2 separate regions of the Homo sapiens genome follow, and region 2 is linked to region 1. The links are chromatin loops, found by intact Hi-C in ENCODE. Cell type or tissue: A673. All regions are shown on one strand.

Region 1 (8,000 bases):
GCCTCCATCTTCACATGGCCCTTTCCCCTGTGTCTCTGTGTGTCTGTGTCTATGTGGCCTTCTTGTAAGGTCACCAGTCATTGGATTTAGGTCCTACCTTAGTCCAGTATGATTTCATAATAACTAATTACATCTGCAAAGGCTCTGTCTCCAAACAGGGTTGCATTCAAAGGTTCTGGGTAAACATGAATTTTGCAGGGGCACCATTCAACTCAGTACAACTTCTCATCAGCACTTAACATTGTTGAACATTATTGTCTTCTAAAAATTTTATCTTCCTTTGGCTCCAGAAACACTATGCTTCCCCTGGTTTTTCTTTGCTTTCTCTTGTCTATTCCTTTTTTATGGTTCCTCTTCCTCTACTTGCCCCTTATGTATTAATATTCTCTGAAGTTCTGCACAAGTTTCTCTACTCTTCTAACACTGTACATTCTGGGTGATTTAATTCATTCCATGATTTAATTTAGCAAATAAGACTTCTAAATCTCTCACTCCATCCCATACCTCACTCCCATTTATACCACTTCTTTCTAGGTATCTTCATTTTTATACCCCACACGTATCTCCAAAACTCTATATGTTAAAGTCATTAACTTCTACCTCCAAACCCTGATAAAATCTGCTTCTCCTCCTGTGTGCCTCTATAAAGGTAAATAATTCACAGTGAACCCAGTTTTTTCAGCTCCTTATTGCTATATCTAATTGAGCAAGTCTTGGCCATTTTATATATGCTGAAAATTTCTCAAACTTCTTCTCTCTTGTTTGCTCACTGCAAGTCTCTCAATTTGTTTACCTACCTCTAGTTTTACCATGCTCCCTACCTCCTGAATTTATTCTCCACAGTGCAACCAGAGTCATCTTTTAAAATGCAAATCTCATCATGAAATCTTTACTCACCAAAACCCTTCAAAGTTCCCTATTGTGTTCAGGTTAAAATCCAAACTCCTTAATTTGGTGAACAGGCCCCTTGAAATAGAACGCCTGTTTATCTCTGCCATCTCCACACAAGCCTGCACTTTATGTTATGGCCACATTCAACTGCTTATATTTCTCCAATGTATTCGTCAGAGTTCTCTAGAGGGACAGAACTAATAGGATATATATATGCACACACACATATATATAAAGGGGAGCTTATTAAGTATTAACTTACATGATCACAAGGTCTCACAATAGGCCATCTGCAAGCTGAGGAGCAAGGAGAGCCAGTCTGAGTCCCAAAGCTGAAGAAATTGGAGTCTGATGTTCGAGGGCAGGAAGCATCCAGCATGGCAGAAAGATGTAGGCTGGGAGGCTAGGCCAGTCTCTGCTTCTCACATTTTTCTGCCTGCTTTATATTTGCTGGCAGCTGATTAGATTGTGCCCACCAGATGAAGGGTGGTTCTGCCTTCCCCAGCCCACTGACTCAAATGTTAATTTCTTTTGGCAACACCCACACAGACACACCCAGGATCAATACTTTGTATCCTTCAATCCAATCAAGTTGACACTCAGTATTAACCATCACATCCAGCTACAACATATTCTCTCATATCTCTGTGCCTTTTCACATTCTGCTCCTTCTTCCCAAAATGATGACTGCTCCTTCCTCTTCTTTGTTTAGCTAACTCTTATTCAACACTCAAGACTTGACCTAAGCTTTATCACTTCTAAGAAGTGTTAGGGTTGATATCCCCAGACTGTATTAAGCTTCCTCCCATAAACAACACCCTTTAATTTCCTCTATCTAGAATCGTAACAGCCTGTTTACTTGTCTATTTCCCCCCTGTAAATTTTGGGCAGTGTCCATGTGTTGTTTTTCCTCCTATCTTAAGTATAGTGATCATAGTGCTTAGCAGGGTTACATGCTCGATACTCATTGAATAGCTAATTGAATGGAATGAATGTATGCCAGGCAAGGGCAGTAAGGGTTATTGCAGTGAGGATTAGAGGCTGAGACTTTTAGGGGTATTGGGTTGTCAGGCATCCAAATACTTGAAAGCTGAGATAGTGGATTCAGCAAAGGAAAGAGATAGAGTCAAAGATGAGTGCAAGGTTTCTTGCCAAATTGGATTGAGTTAAAAGATACTAGTTACAAATGCTATTTATAAGAACTAGCATTTATTGAGTGCCTCTTAGACACTGAGCATTTGACTAGGTACTTTATATGCTTTATATCAAAAAGAAACAAAATAATGAGCTAGTTTTAGACATGTGGAATTTGAAGCATCTGTAAGACGTCCAAATATAAAGGACGAGTAGACAGTTGTAACTATGGTTCTTGGGTACACAAAGAAAAAAATGACTCAATAATTAAATTGAAAGTTATTTGGGTCGATAGTAATTGAAGCCATTGGGATGGATGGGATCTTCCAGAAACAGTAATGTAGGGAGGAAAAGAAGACGATCAGGGACCAGATTCTGGGGGACATATGTGAGCTAAATGCAAAGAGGGGAACCATTCATTCATTCATCTAACAAATATTTACTAGAGCCATGGTCTGTGTCGGGTACTATTTTAGGAACTGGGGGTATATCAGTGAACAAAATAGCCTTTTCCCTCATGGAGCTGATATTCTAACAGGAATGGGAGAAGTAGACAATAATCACAAATACGCAAACATGTTATATCCATTACTGGTAAGTGCTATAAAGGAAAATAAAGCAATGCAAAGGCATATAAAATGACTAAATGTGGGTGTGGTAGGAGCAGCAGGGGCAGGGGAGACTTTAGCTCATTCAGGGAAGACCACTATGAAGATATTTGAACCAAGAGTTAAATGATAAGAAAGAGGCAGCCATATAAAGATCTGGGGAGAAGAGCATTCCAGCCAGAAGAATATCAAGTACAAGAGCTCTTAAATGGAAAAATACATGATGTATTCAAGGGTCAGAAAGAAAGCTTTAAAACTGGAGTGTGGTAAGCAAAGGAAGCATGAAAGGAGAGGAAGCCAGGCATATAATCACACAGGGCCTTGTAGGCTCTGGTAAGAAGTTCAAATGTGTACAAATGTATTCTATTTGCAGAAGGAAGCTGTTAGAGAGTTCTAAGCAGAACAGTGGTATGATTAGTTTTGGATTGATAGATGATCACCGTGGCTGCTGTATGGGAAACAGACTGTAGGGGGCAGAGAGGAAGCAGGAAAACTTGTTAGGAGGCTACTTGGAATAATTCAAGCAAGAGATGGTAATGAGTCGGATTTGGATTTTAGTGATGGAGATGGTAAAAAGTTGTTAGATTTAGGATTTGTTTTGGAGGACTTGCTGATGGATCAAGTGTGAATTGGGCAGGGCTGTGGTAGGGAATGGGTAGGCAAGGACTAAATGCTTCCTTGGGTTTTGACCTGAATAACTGGGTGGTACCATTTACTGAGGCGAGAAAGACTGGAGGAGAAACAAGTTTTATGGGTAACGGGAAGAAGTAGGAAAGAAGTAGCTTGGTTTTATACACATTAACTTTGTAAATGTAATGACATGTCTATTGGACAGCTACATGCTAATGTTAACTAAGAAATTAGGTAGAAGAGTCTAGAATTGAGAAAATAGGTCAAGGTTAAATATTTAAATTTTGGAGTCACCCTCTGATAAAGCTTTGACACCAGGTGAGAACATTAATGGGTTAAGTATATTATAAAATGGTATTAATATAAAAATTCCTGAATTTGATAATAGTACTGTAATTGTATAAGATAATTTCTCTCCTTAGGAAAGACAAACTGAAGTATTTAGAGGTAAAGGGGCATGAGGTCTGAAACTCTCTCTGAAATAGATGAGTAAATACATACATGCATATTAATTTATATGTCTAGAGAGAGAGGGAGTGAAAAAGCAAATGTGACAAAATGTAATCAGTTGGTGAATCTAGATAAAGGCTACACAGGAATTCCTTGTACTGTTCTTACAACTCTATCATACATTTTAAATTATTTCAAGGTAAAAAATATTTTTAAGCCTAAGTTGGACCAGTTGAGGAGGCAGCCTCTAATTTTGGCAGGAGCTAAAACCATGGACATTAAAAGGAAATTAAATCTTGATAAAATAAAGTTACCTTTAATTTTTTTAAGTGTAGGCAGCAAAGAGGAGAGGTCCTTGTATTGAGCCCTGGGATACTCCGATATTTAAAGATAGGGCAGATGAAGAAAAACCCAAAGAATAATCTGAGGAGAAGTGGCCAGTGAGGTAGGAGAAAAACCAAATGAGAGTGGTATCCCACAATGCAAGTGAAGAAACTGATTCAAGAAAGAGGGAGTACTCAGCTGTGTCAAATGTTGATGAGACATTGATTCTGAGAATTGACTATTGATTTTGGCAACATGAAAGTCATTGGCAACCCAGAGACAAAAGCCTGAATGGATTGTTTCATAAAAGAATGGACAGTGAAGAAGTGAAGGTAGTAAGTCTTTCTATGAGTTTAGTTGTAAAAGGAGTATAGAAAAATAAGAGTGTTAGCTAGAGAGGCAATTGGGATAAATATATGGTGATTTTTGTCGGTTAATAAAATTAATTTTTAAAAGAAAGGAATAAGTTCCAGTGTCTGATAGCACAGTAGGGTGACTATAGTTATCAGTAACTTATTGTATATTTCAAAATAGCTTTAAGAGAAGATTTGGAATATTCTTAACATGAAGAAATGATAAATGTTTGGGTGATGGATATTCCAATTACTCTGATTTGATCATTATGTATTATTTGCATGTATCACAATATCACGTACCCCCAAAGTATGTACAATTATTATGTATCTATAAAAATACATGCACACAAAACAATATATATGTTAAAGGGACACATTCAATAAAAGTATATTAAACATAAGGGGAAATTTTAAAATCACAAATATTAAATATCTGACTGCTAATGGAAATAATTCAGTAGCAAGGGAGAAATTGATGGTATAGAAAAGAAATGGACAGCATAGACAAATATAATTGCAGCAGCAAGGTCCTTGGGAAGATCAGAGCAGAAGTGCGGAGTTGAACTTTGTTAAGGATAAGGATAATTCACCCATATTAAGAGGAGATAAGGCAAGGTAGGTTGGTGATGCAGCGGTGGAAAGAAGAGGAAGTTCTTTTCTCAATGCTTATCTTTTTAAATCAACTATAAGGAGAAGCTGTCTGCTGAGAGGAAAGGGAGAAAGTGGTGTAAAGGAGAGAAAGAAAGGGCACTCAGAAATGTAGGAGGAGACGTGGGAGAGTGGTGTCATGGAAACCAAGGACAGGGAGAGGATTTCAAGAAAAAGCAGTCCAACAATCAATAGTGCTGAATATTCTTGCATTTTAGTTGGATGAATATTGAAAAAAGACTATTGAGTTTGCTAATTCAGAGGTTACTGGTTGACTTTGGCAGAAAAGGCTTTATTAAAACATTATGAGCAGAGGCCCAATTTCAGTGAAGAGTGAATGGGAGATGAGGAATTGTATTTTCTTTAGAAAAGGAGGGTGGCAGGGGGTAAATTGGGGAGAGGGACCTATTTATCTCCTGTATTAGACTGTGAATTCCTTGAGAGAGAACATGTCAGATTCACTAGGGTATGACACTGCTAGTTTTCAACAAAAGTTGAGTGTGAGAGTGAAGGAATAAGTTCTGCACCCAGATAGATTCAACAAAATCTTCTAAGATGTTCTTCTGAATTGGATCTGTTCTGCCAGACCCTCAAAACATGTGGTTAGAAAAAAATCACTGAGGAAGTACTTCTGTACCCTAGAGAAGTAGAAGAGTGGAGGTGACAGGATGTCATTGAAATGCAATTTGTGGTCTCTGGACACCTGCCCCACTGCCCAATGTATAGGAAGAGACCTGGAAGGTCTGACCTCAGAACTGCAAGAAATTAGTTGGTGTTTTCTGCATAGGGTAGGAAATACTGAGATGGCTAGAAGTTATGGTGGGGTTGCAGTTTTGTCTGCTGAGTTTAGCTTAAGATTAGGTCAGCCATGGTGGAGAGGGGAGAGAATTTGTTATGATAGGCATATAGCTATATTTGAAGGATATAAATACAGCAGCAAAAGAGGAATTGCATAGAATGAGATCAGGGTAGATCAGAGCTTAATTAGATGAAATCAGGACAAGGGCTGTTTAGGCTGACTATCAGAGAAACCATCTTGATGCTAAAAATTACTGGAGCGTGGGCTAACCTTTGAGAGGAAATGGTGGAAACTTTGCCACTGAGTCATTTATAATTATTTACAATTATACAGGACAATTTTGTTGAAAAATAATGTAGCATAATACAAGGAGTGGTTTTGCTCTGTTCCCAGGATGGAATGGATGTGACTTAATAACTTTTTCCTACGCTAATTTGGTTGATTGTGTCAGAGAAAAGATAGGTTGGTCATTTTGTTTTTCCCCTTTTGAATGACTCATACTTGAGTTGATCACAGCCATACAACCAAAAGAATACCCACTGATTAGGCAGATAACAGAATGTAGAATGGGAAGTCAATAGGTTGACTTAGAACTCAGACTTACCTAAAACTTGGAGAATTGGTCAGGAACCAATAAGTTTCCATAAAGCTAGGCCTTGTGTTTTTCACCATTAATCTCCAGGACGTGGCTTCAGAGCCTGGAATACAGTATTTGATGAATAAACAAATAGTCAATGAATGAATGCATGAATGTCACTTTGGGAAGAACACCTAGGACCACCAGTATAAGATTAGCAGTGGACTGATAAGTTGGACGTCTGCCTTAATATCTCTGGGTCCATTTTCTCACCTCTTTTTCACTGATTTCTACTGAGGATGAAATGAGAGCATGCAGATACTTAGAATTTAGCATCTTTAGAAGTATTAGCTGTCTTTTCCCCTTTATTTTTCTAGACTCAATCTCACCAGTCAAATCAAACTTTATGTTTTACCACATTAGGAAGAGAGAAAATTATGCCTTTTGTCTATTAAAAATCCTAGATATCGGTGTTGAGATATCTTAGATTGACATTAACCAAAACCACTGGCAATTGTAGAACAATTTTTAAAAACAATAAACAGCTAAGGCACTACCAGGTATGATACTCCTTCACTTTGCCTTTTATCAGCTCATCCCAAATCTTAATTTAAATTCAAATAAAATGAAAATGTTCTCTAGAAGCATGTTTTCATCCTTGGGCCTCCCTTAGTATCCAAAATACTCAAGTCTGCCATTCTCAGGGATTAACTATAATTCATACTGTGTTGGCCATTGATATGTTCCCCTAGCCTTGACTATTGGAGCTAACTAGTGGGAAACTCCAACTTTACCTGTTCAACATCTTTGCTTTCAGATTTCCTTCCACCATTCTTTGTCCTTCCACACCAGACAGAATTTATAGAAAAGGGAATAGCTTCATTAAGGAAGTGATGCCACTATGTATGTAAAAATCCCGTTTCTCTCTTTCTTTAAGCAGGAAATATTTTCTATTTTTATCCTTTGCATTACTTTTCTTCCTTCCACTTTGCTGCTTTTCAAGCTGGAATTAAGAGACACCAGTTTAATTTGGATACAATAACTGGACTTGATTAATATTCCGGTACAGCTCACTTCCTTTAACAACAGGGCCTGACACTTTTTTTTTCTCTGAAATGTTTTTTTCAAGGGCTTATATCCCTTGCACAGAACAGAATGTTTTGAACAATATTTAAACGCAGTTTTTGATCAGAGAGTTAAAGTGATCCTATCATAATAGCTAAAGATGGGTACAAAGAATTTGGTGAGCAATCAAGGAAGTGATATAAAATAATTAATGGATAGAAAAGTCATTCAAGTGAAGGCTTTGTGAAAGAATCAAGATTATTCAACCCAGAGAAGATAAAATTTTCAAGCCCTTAGAAATAGCCACTTGCCATGGATGGTTTCAAACACAAAAACAAAACAAAACCAAAGCAAAATTGCCGACTTAACTCATTTCACAGCCAATTTAATGTCCATAGGGGAGTTTTGCCTTGCAAAATAAATAAGCTGTGTATTTGATTCTTCATATATTTGTTTTGTAAGACAAGAAGAAGTGATTTAATAACTGCTTTCAAGGACTAGAAAAAAAAAAAACTACT
Region 2 (8,000 bases), 580 kb after region 1:
AATTAGGGGCCCACCCTATGCCAGTATGACCTCATTCTAACTTAATTACATCTGCAACAACCTTGTTTCCAAATAAGGTCACATTTAGAGATAATGAGGACTTCAACATGAATTTTTGGAGGACACACTTCAACACATCAAGTTAGCAAGCCATACCACATGAAGGACGTGGAAAACCTGAGAGACCAGGGGAAGGGGTTGGATTTGCCTTGGATATAATGGGAAGTCACCAAAAGGTTTCAAATCCAGCAAGTGACATGATCTGATTAATGTTTTAAAAGGATAATTCTGGCTGCTGTGTTAGATTATGAGAGAAAACAGCCCCCGATGCCAGCATGAGTCATATGGCCCCCCCGCTAGGGATGGAAATTCTCATCATAACATCCACTTACTGGACCTGAGGCTTTAGTTTTCATTGTTCATCATTAGTTCATAGGAAAAACAAATTTAGCTTCCAATTGATGAGATGAACACATCCTTATAATCACATATAAAAATATTATTTCCTTTCCTGGATCTTTACTTTACTTGTAAAAAAATAATAAAAGTAATACAAGCTCTTGGTAAAACTCCAAATAATACTAAGGGAGGCAAATTAATAAATACAGGACTCCAGACACTGCTCCTCAACCCCCACCCATTTCCACTTCTCAATTTCTTCACATTCACATTTTAAAAGAAATCTCTTTGGAGATCCCCTTCCTAGAATTGTTTCTAATCATCTATATGTCTCTATACAGATTCTTACCCACAGTAAATTTTTAACACCAGGCCAACTGCCCAACTTCACCAGGCAAGCTTCTGTTACCTTCTTCCCATAAATTGGCCTGAAAATGTTCAGGATGAACAGGAGCACTGAGCCACAAAATTAGTAGTAGATCATTGGGCTTGGGGTCAAAGACATTGAGTTCCAGTTTCTGTTACATCACTTCCTGCCTCTGAGTTACTGAGCAAATCACAACCAAGTCTTGGGTTCTTCATATTTTGCCTATATCACAGGGTTGTAGTAAAGTTCAAGGATGTTTGTGTAATAAAGCACTTCTGGTATATTATTGCTAATGAAGACAACCCTCATTTCCACATACACACAGTCATATCTGTTGGTATCCACTTATAGACAAGGGAGTTTTTATTTTGTAACTAGAACTAGCAAGAGGCATCATGCTTGAGGACAAGGTGAGGGCGGATGGGGTACAAGGAACTTTGTCAGGCTGGGTGATCTCTGGGGCAAGGGTTTTCTGAGTGTCTTTGTAGGCTCAGATGTGGCCAAATGGGAGTTGGAACAGGGAGGAATAAAGTGAGTGTGTCCCTCTTGAAAACCATAAATGACAAGACTGGTTTGAGTGTACCTGGGATGCCCTGATTTAGTGACATATTCAGAGTCTCAAAGGGAAAAATAGTCAGGAAACATTGTGGTGGGAGAGGTTCCAAGATTCTGTTAATATAAAGGAGAGGCTGCCAAGCCCGCAAACATTGGACTTGAAGGGGTAAAAATATCTTATCACTAGAAAAGACTGCTGGCCATCACTTTGGGAGACCAAGTCAGGTGGAGCTCTCGAGCTCAGAAGTCTGAGACCAGCCTGGGCAACATGGTGAAACCCCATCTCTACAAAAAATACAAAACTTAGCTGGGTGTGGTGGGGCATGCCTGTAGTGCCAGCTACTCAGGAGGCTGAGGTGGGAGGATTGCTTGAGCCCAGGAGGTTGAGGTTTCAGCAAGCTATGATCAGCCACTGCACTCCAGCCTGGGCAATAGAGCAAGACCCTGTCTCAACAACAAAAAGACTGCTGGTTTATGCCATTCAAAATGGACTATTTTGGATTGTCATGCAGGGAATGGATCTGTTTTTTCCTTTTATTGTATCCCTAGTACTTAGTATAGTACATGGCACTGAGTAGGAGCTCATTAAATATTGGTTGAATGAAGTGACTATTCCTCATACATTAGCTCTTTTAGCTCACAGGACCAAATGAATAACAATGATGTTCATATAGCCAATTTGTAAAGCCCAGTGAGTACCTACTTTCAATTTATCATCTTGATGGTCCAATGAGGCAGGTTTTATCATCATTCTTAATTTGCAGATGAGGTTACTGAGGTCCAGAAAGGTCAAGTCATGTGCCTAAAATCACTTGGTGAAGAAGTAAAAGAGCCTGAAATAAGCATGCCCTCCATCACTCACACAGGGTTGTACTTCAATGGTGATGATCAGGTTGTGACTTGTAATGTAAGAGCCAGAACCCCCTGTGGCCGGGTAAGTGTAGTGTGCCCAGAAGGTGGTATACAACCAGGTAAGAGACATATCTCCAGGCAGGAAACAGGAACTAAGCAGTCCAGCTTTGCACCACCAGCCAGTGTTCAGCAAGCACTGTATTCTCTGAGGTCCTGCTCTGTGCTAGGCACTACACTTGATGCTTGGGATACAATAGTGAACAAGCAGAAGGACAAGGAGTTCTCTCAGGTGGTGGCAGGTGTTAAGATGGTGCCCACACACAGGAGGCTGATATGACTTTAGGGTGAGATGAAGCCTGGAATGCTCTTCCAGGGTTTTCCAAATACTAGCTCAAGGTCTGGAGCCAAACTGTCCAGGAATCTCTTTTTTAATACCCAGATGATTCTGATGTACAGCTAGGTTTGGGAGCCACCAATATGGGTGAGCTAGGCTGATTTCATGGTACATCACGAAGGCTCTCTCCCATTTTTCCCAAACTTTTAGATGAAAAGTTCTACTTTCAGCTCAGCTGGGCTCTGGAGGCACACTTGAGCCAGAATATTAAAAAGGGGATGATCTCCACCACACCCCTAGGCCAGTGAGGTAACTAGGAAAACTGCCTCCAAGGCAAGGAGAATCTTGTGGAACACAAAGCCATACTGTGAGATGCAGAAGCCCCTTTTCAAGAGGAGGCTGTTCATCCAAGGCCAAACATAGAGATCCTGAGTTTTGTTTCATCAAGGAAGGTAGCTGGTCACAGTGGTTCATGCCTGTAATCCCAGCACTTTGGGAGGCTGAGGTGGGAGGATCGCTTGAGCCCAGGACTTTATAGATCAACCTGGGCAACACAGTGAGACTCTGTCTTCAAAAAAATAATAAAAGAAAGGTAGCCAATTCCTCAAGGTAGTAAACCTTGAGTCCAGGTCCTCTGGCATCAAATCCTATGCTTATTCCCTCTTCTCTACCTTCTCTTCTATCTGCAACCTCTGGAATGAAGATGCTCAAATGGTCGATTTAGAGACACTAGCAGTGGGCAACATATAGGTATAGAAAATCCTCAACCTGGCAGCTTGAGGAGGCCCCAGTGAACCTCTTACCCTGAACGTTGCTCTCTTCTCAGAGCTCTATTTTTGTTTTTGATATATGAATTTTTTACTTGAGGTTGTTTGAGCATTTCTCTTATCCCACAACCCAGTGGCAGTTGAGAGGGCTTATTATGAGGGAGGAAAGAGAGTCCAGGGGAGGGGCCTTGGGAGCTCAAGGGGAGGGCAGAGCCTGAGATGCTAGGAAAAGAGCTTGGGAGGCCTGGAGCTAGACTCCAAAGGACAGGAGCTGAAGATCCCTGAGGAACAGAACCACCGCACTTCTTGGTTGCCCTGGGAGAGTCCTAGTTTATGCCTGTTGTCCCTCCCACTGTCAAAAGTGCCCCAGTCATACAGCAAATGATATGGCCACCCCTACTGAGGGAGGAATTAGAGCCCTTCTTTCCTCAATGTTTTCACCTGGGACATTGCTTAGAAAAAGAAACTACAACTTTCAGATACCAGGACAGTAAGCTCCTTACAGGCAGGGACTGCCTTGTGGTTGATTTCTTTAAAAACAATAAGAAAAGCATAAAGTGTATTATATACATTAAGAGAATGTCTGATAAAGGAAGAAATACTCATATGATTGAATTTTGCATTCCCAGCACCGAGCTACATATATGAATTAATGCTTCCTGCCCTGCCTACCCCTCACAGTTCCCCTCCGGCCAGACCTCAGCCACATCAGTATTTTAATGATTGCACTGACATCTGGTGGTTATTTCCAGCTTTTTCTCTGGGCTGCTCCTGTAAGAGATGATGGATAGGTCTGTACTTCATACTCCATCAAAGCACCTTTTATCTGAGCTCTACAGTGACTAGACATGACACTCTGATTCACAGCAAGTTGTTGATAGCTGGTAACAGATGTAATGCTATTTCTTAAAAGGTATAGAGATTAGAGGCAGGAATGACGGTAGTGTGGAAGGGGTACGGTAAAATGATAAATAACATCAATAACTGAAATTTTGTGGGATTTTAGGCTTATGAGGGAGTCATTTTCACACAGAGGTGTCCTTCCTGAAATGACACCAACTAGGCCAAAGGCATTAAAGTTCTCAGTAGCAACAAGAAATCAAGTCAACACCAGTGCAGGTGTGATCAAATGTCAACTAGGGAAATTCTTAAAGTAAAACTTGGACACATGGTACACTGTCTTCCTAGTACTGCCTGGCTAACAGAGAGCAGGAGTGAGTGGGGGAGTGAGACACAGGAAAAATAGAGTGAGAAAGTAGGAAAGCTGTACTTCAAAGTGTAGCTTTCCGTGTTCCAGCAAGGCATGAAAATGTCCACAGATACAGCAACCTCCCCATACCTCACCCCACTTTAATCTACAGGGTAACTTCAGAGGATTTCGTACAGAAGACATTTTAATCCCAATACACCATAAAGAGGGTACTAAGAATCCTAGTATTCATGGGAGGACCGTTTTGATTACCCATCCTCCTCCTTGTACAAAGTAGCTGTAGGCAAGAGGCCTGTCAAAGCCCACGACCTTACATCATTAAGAGCTCAAAGAGAGAGAAAAATACAGCTCCCAGCCAATTCTCACATCATCAGGAAAGTATCACCAATGTATGAGACAGGAACATTTAAGTAGCCACAATGAATGAGGTATCCGGGTATCTGGAACATCTCCAAAAACGCAAGCTGCCTCTTATTTGCCTCCTTATGGTAAAGAGTATTACTGAGTCTGTAAATGTGAAAATAACTATTTAATAAATCTTTTTAAGCAGTGGGCCTGCCAGTAGGGGTTTGCAGTTGTGTTTTGTGCTACCCTCCCCTGAACCTTCCACTCTGCCCCTGTGGTTTTCTGATCAGAAATCAATAGCTACCAAGTTTAGGGTCTTTAGAAACACACCAGACACCAGGGTGGATAAGGCTGTGCTTTATTACATGCATAATTACAAATCTGTGCTAAGTGAAAATGTATAAAGCAATGGCGACCTGGGTTTAAGCCACACAGAGAAAGGGCTGGACAATCCATTAACCCTTCTGCCAATGTCCATTCCATTGCTTTTAACATGATTGTTTCCATTTCTTACAATTTGCATAGCACTTACTTGTCAACTTGCTTTGAATTCATTGTCTCAGTTTATCCTCACAACAACCCTGTGAGGTAGGTAGGGCAATTAACACTATCCCCATTTTGCAGATGGGAACACTGAGGCACAGAGCGGTTAAGATCTCGAGGCTAGTTAGTAGAAGCATAGGGAATAGAAATCAGGTCTCCTAACTCCCCAGTCCACATCTTCCTTTTTAGACTATGTTGTTCCGCATGACTAGGGAGTAGAATAAAGCGAGCAGTGAGCCATAGCTCTGGTTCAGGCTATGCCTAGGAACAGGCGAGAATAAAGCTAAGAAAGCATGGCTAAGGGCTAGCAACACTCAGATAAACAACTGCTCTGGACAGCTCAGCACCAAACTTCCTGCGGAAACTTGGGCTCTATTAGCTTTGGTTGAAGCTACTTTCTGGATGCCTAGTTACTGCTGATGTCTAGACATTAGCTTCAGCTGAACTTTCACCAACTCTCAGGCATTAAAATGTCGAGTCAGACAGGTTTTCTTTGGCTACTGCAGTTGGAGCCAGCCCTACAAAGAGCTTACTACAGAGAAATTCAAATAGTGGCCCATGGGCCGGAACCCAGCCCCTCTGATCTTCCTGGCCTCATTGGCTCACTCAACAGGTGGTAGTTTTCCCATAGCCAGAAATGAATGGGCAGAGGTAAGAACAGGAGGCTGGCCTTGGTCAAATGAAGAAGAGTCACCCACATGACATCACTGTCCCCCTTAGCTGACGTGAGCAAGGTACTGACTGGGCCACCTCCTTTCTGGCCTATACCTGGTTAGCAGCATAGCTTCAAAAGAGTTTAAGAGAACAAAATATTAAACACATCATTTTAAAATCCTGAATGGAATAAATTCTTAATCATCACAAAGTCCCAAAGGACCAAATATATAATAAAAAGTAAATACATACTTATAAAAAAAAGCTGAGTGCTAAAAAGCCAGGAAAATGGGAGAGAAAGGAAGAAGAGGGGACAAAGTGAAATGGAGGAAGGAAAAGGAACACACTGGAAGGACCATGTATTTTGAGGTACCCTTAATGTGACAGTGAGGCTGAACATTCCCCTCTCAGGCCACACTCTCTTCTCGATTTTGCCAGATGGCATTTCACTCACCAAATCTTAGACTGCCCCTGAATTCCAACAGATTTGTACTAGTAAGTAATATAGTTTAGCAGTAAATACTTCATATGTCTGCCTTGAGATGCTAAAGCCCTCATCACCCCCGACAAGTATCAATGGCTTTGGCCCTCACAGAGGAGCAAAGCCCTGTTGGTCCCATCAACTCAGACGTATCTTCCAGTTTCTGTTCTCAGAACAATCCTCTCCCTCCCACAAAGTCCACATTCAAAACAACATGCCTATAATAAAAGAAAGAGAAATCTGAATTCAGCGCATGGTGAGGGGAGAGAAAGACAATGAGACAGACAGCAAGGTGGGACGAGGCAGAGAGAAGAGAGGCAGAGATCTTTTTTTTTTTTAAACTCTCATATTTTTATATTATCACATGCTGTTTTTCTTCAAAAGGCCAAACTTTAGGCAAAGCATTCATTCAATAAGTGTGCACACAGAGGCTGAAGGCCCTTTGGCAGGAACTAAGAGGTAGGAATTTATGACTGTAAGACTGGGCTGGGTGACCCGATAGGTCCCATCCAAGAAATGCAAACTCCACACGTCATATACTTTCTTTCTTGGGTGATTTGGCAAAATTAGACTACACCATGGAAAAACCAATTTTGTTCCCTACATCTATTCAAACCTTTACCCAGATCCAGATGTTTAGAAATGAGAATGTGGCCAGCAAACGTTTGGGGAGTAACTTAAAGTTGCTAACACCCATTGTTCTCAGAAATTCTCTCCTTGGAGCAAGCAACTGAAATATGAAACAGAGCAGAGTCAGCGATCACCCCAGGACAACTACACTGATTGAACTTCAAATTGACACAGCTACTGAGCTCTGATCTGAGGAACTCTTACTTTTTTTTCCATATATAAGGATGTACGAGGAGGCAGAAATATAAATTTAAAAAAATTTGCTATCAAAATTCAAGACAATCTATCTAAACCTTATAGTTTAGGAAATGGCAACAGATGCCACATTTCTTCATGAGCAGATGTCTTGGGTCGGCCCTATCCATAAAACCAGACTGCCCTTGAGCCAAACACTGCTTTGAACCACTCATTTGCTTAGAAAGCCTGGCCTTTGAAGCATTGCTTGACTTTTTCTCCCCTTGAGGCACACAATCAAGCAGTTTATAAATGCCAGAACATATGTTGTAGGGGTGTGGGATGGCTTTCCTTCCACCATCTTACACCATTCAAATATTTTCTTACCAGGGCTTTTTCTATGGCCATAACTTTTAGTTTCTTCTCCAAAGGGAACCCAGGCAATCCCAGAGGTGGCTAAAAAAATCAAGGTTTGGCTGGGTGCGGTGGCTCACACCTATAATCCCAGCACTTTGGGAGGCCGAGATGGGTGGATCACGAGGTCAAGAGATCGAGACCATCCTGGCCAACATGGTGAAACCCCGTCTCTACTAAAAATACAAAAGTTAGCTGGGCATGGTGGTGTGCGCCTGTAGTCCCACCTACTTGGGAGACTGAGGCAGGGGAATTGCTTGGACCCGGGAGGCAGG

Evidence for each region. A loop is a pair of places that touch in the nucleus more often than their neighbours do. Peaks named below come from ENCODE experiments on the same cell type or tissue, not always from the same donor. Only the 100,000 strongest peaks of a DNase experiment are listed, where the experiment ranks them.
Region 2: a loop joins it to region 1, with 5 times the contacts of the local background. A loop is called at or near these places in 1 of 110 quality-filtered maps.

The regions. Positions count from the first base shown.
Region 1 is chrX:50,676,292-50,684,291 of GRCh38, reverse strand. The region is part of intron 2 of SHROOM4 (shroom family member 4); the gene reads left to right. Among named protein-coding and RNA genes, the nearest start is that of SHROOM4, 130 kb to the left of the region's middle. In A673, a CTCF peak has its summit at 3,098 (motif pointing right); a DNase peak (open chromatin) is centred at 3,101; H3K4me3 peaks cover 456 bases; H3K27ac peaks cover 3,641 bases.
Region 2 is chrX:50,096,402-50,104,401 of GRCh38, reverse strand. It overlaps CLCN5 (chloride voltage-gated channel 5), which reads right to left. Exons shown (of 15, transcript NM_001127898.4): 15 at 5,172-8,000. Among named protein-coding and RNA genes, the nearest start is that of MIR502, 86 kb to the right of the region's middle. In A673, a CTCF peak has its summit at 4,017 (motif pointing left); no DNase peak of the experiment used is centred here.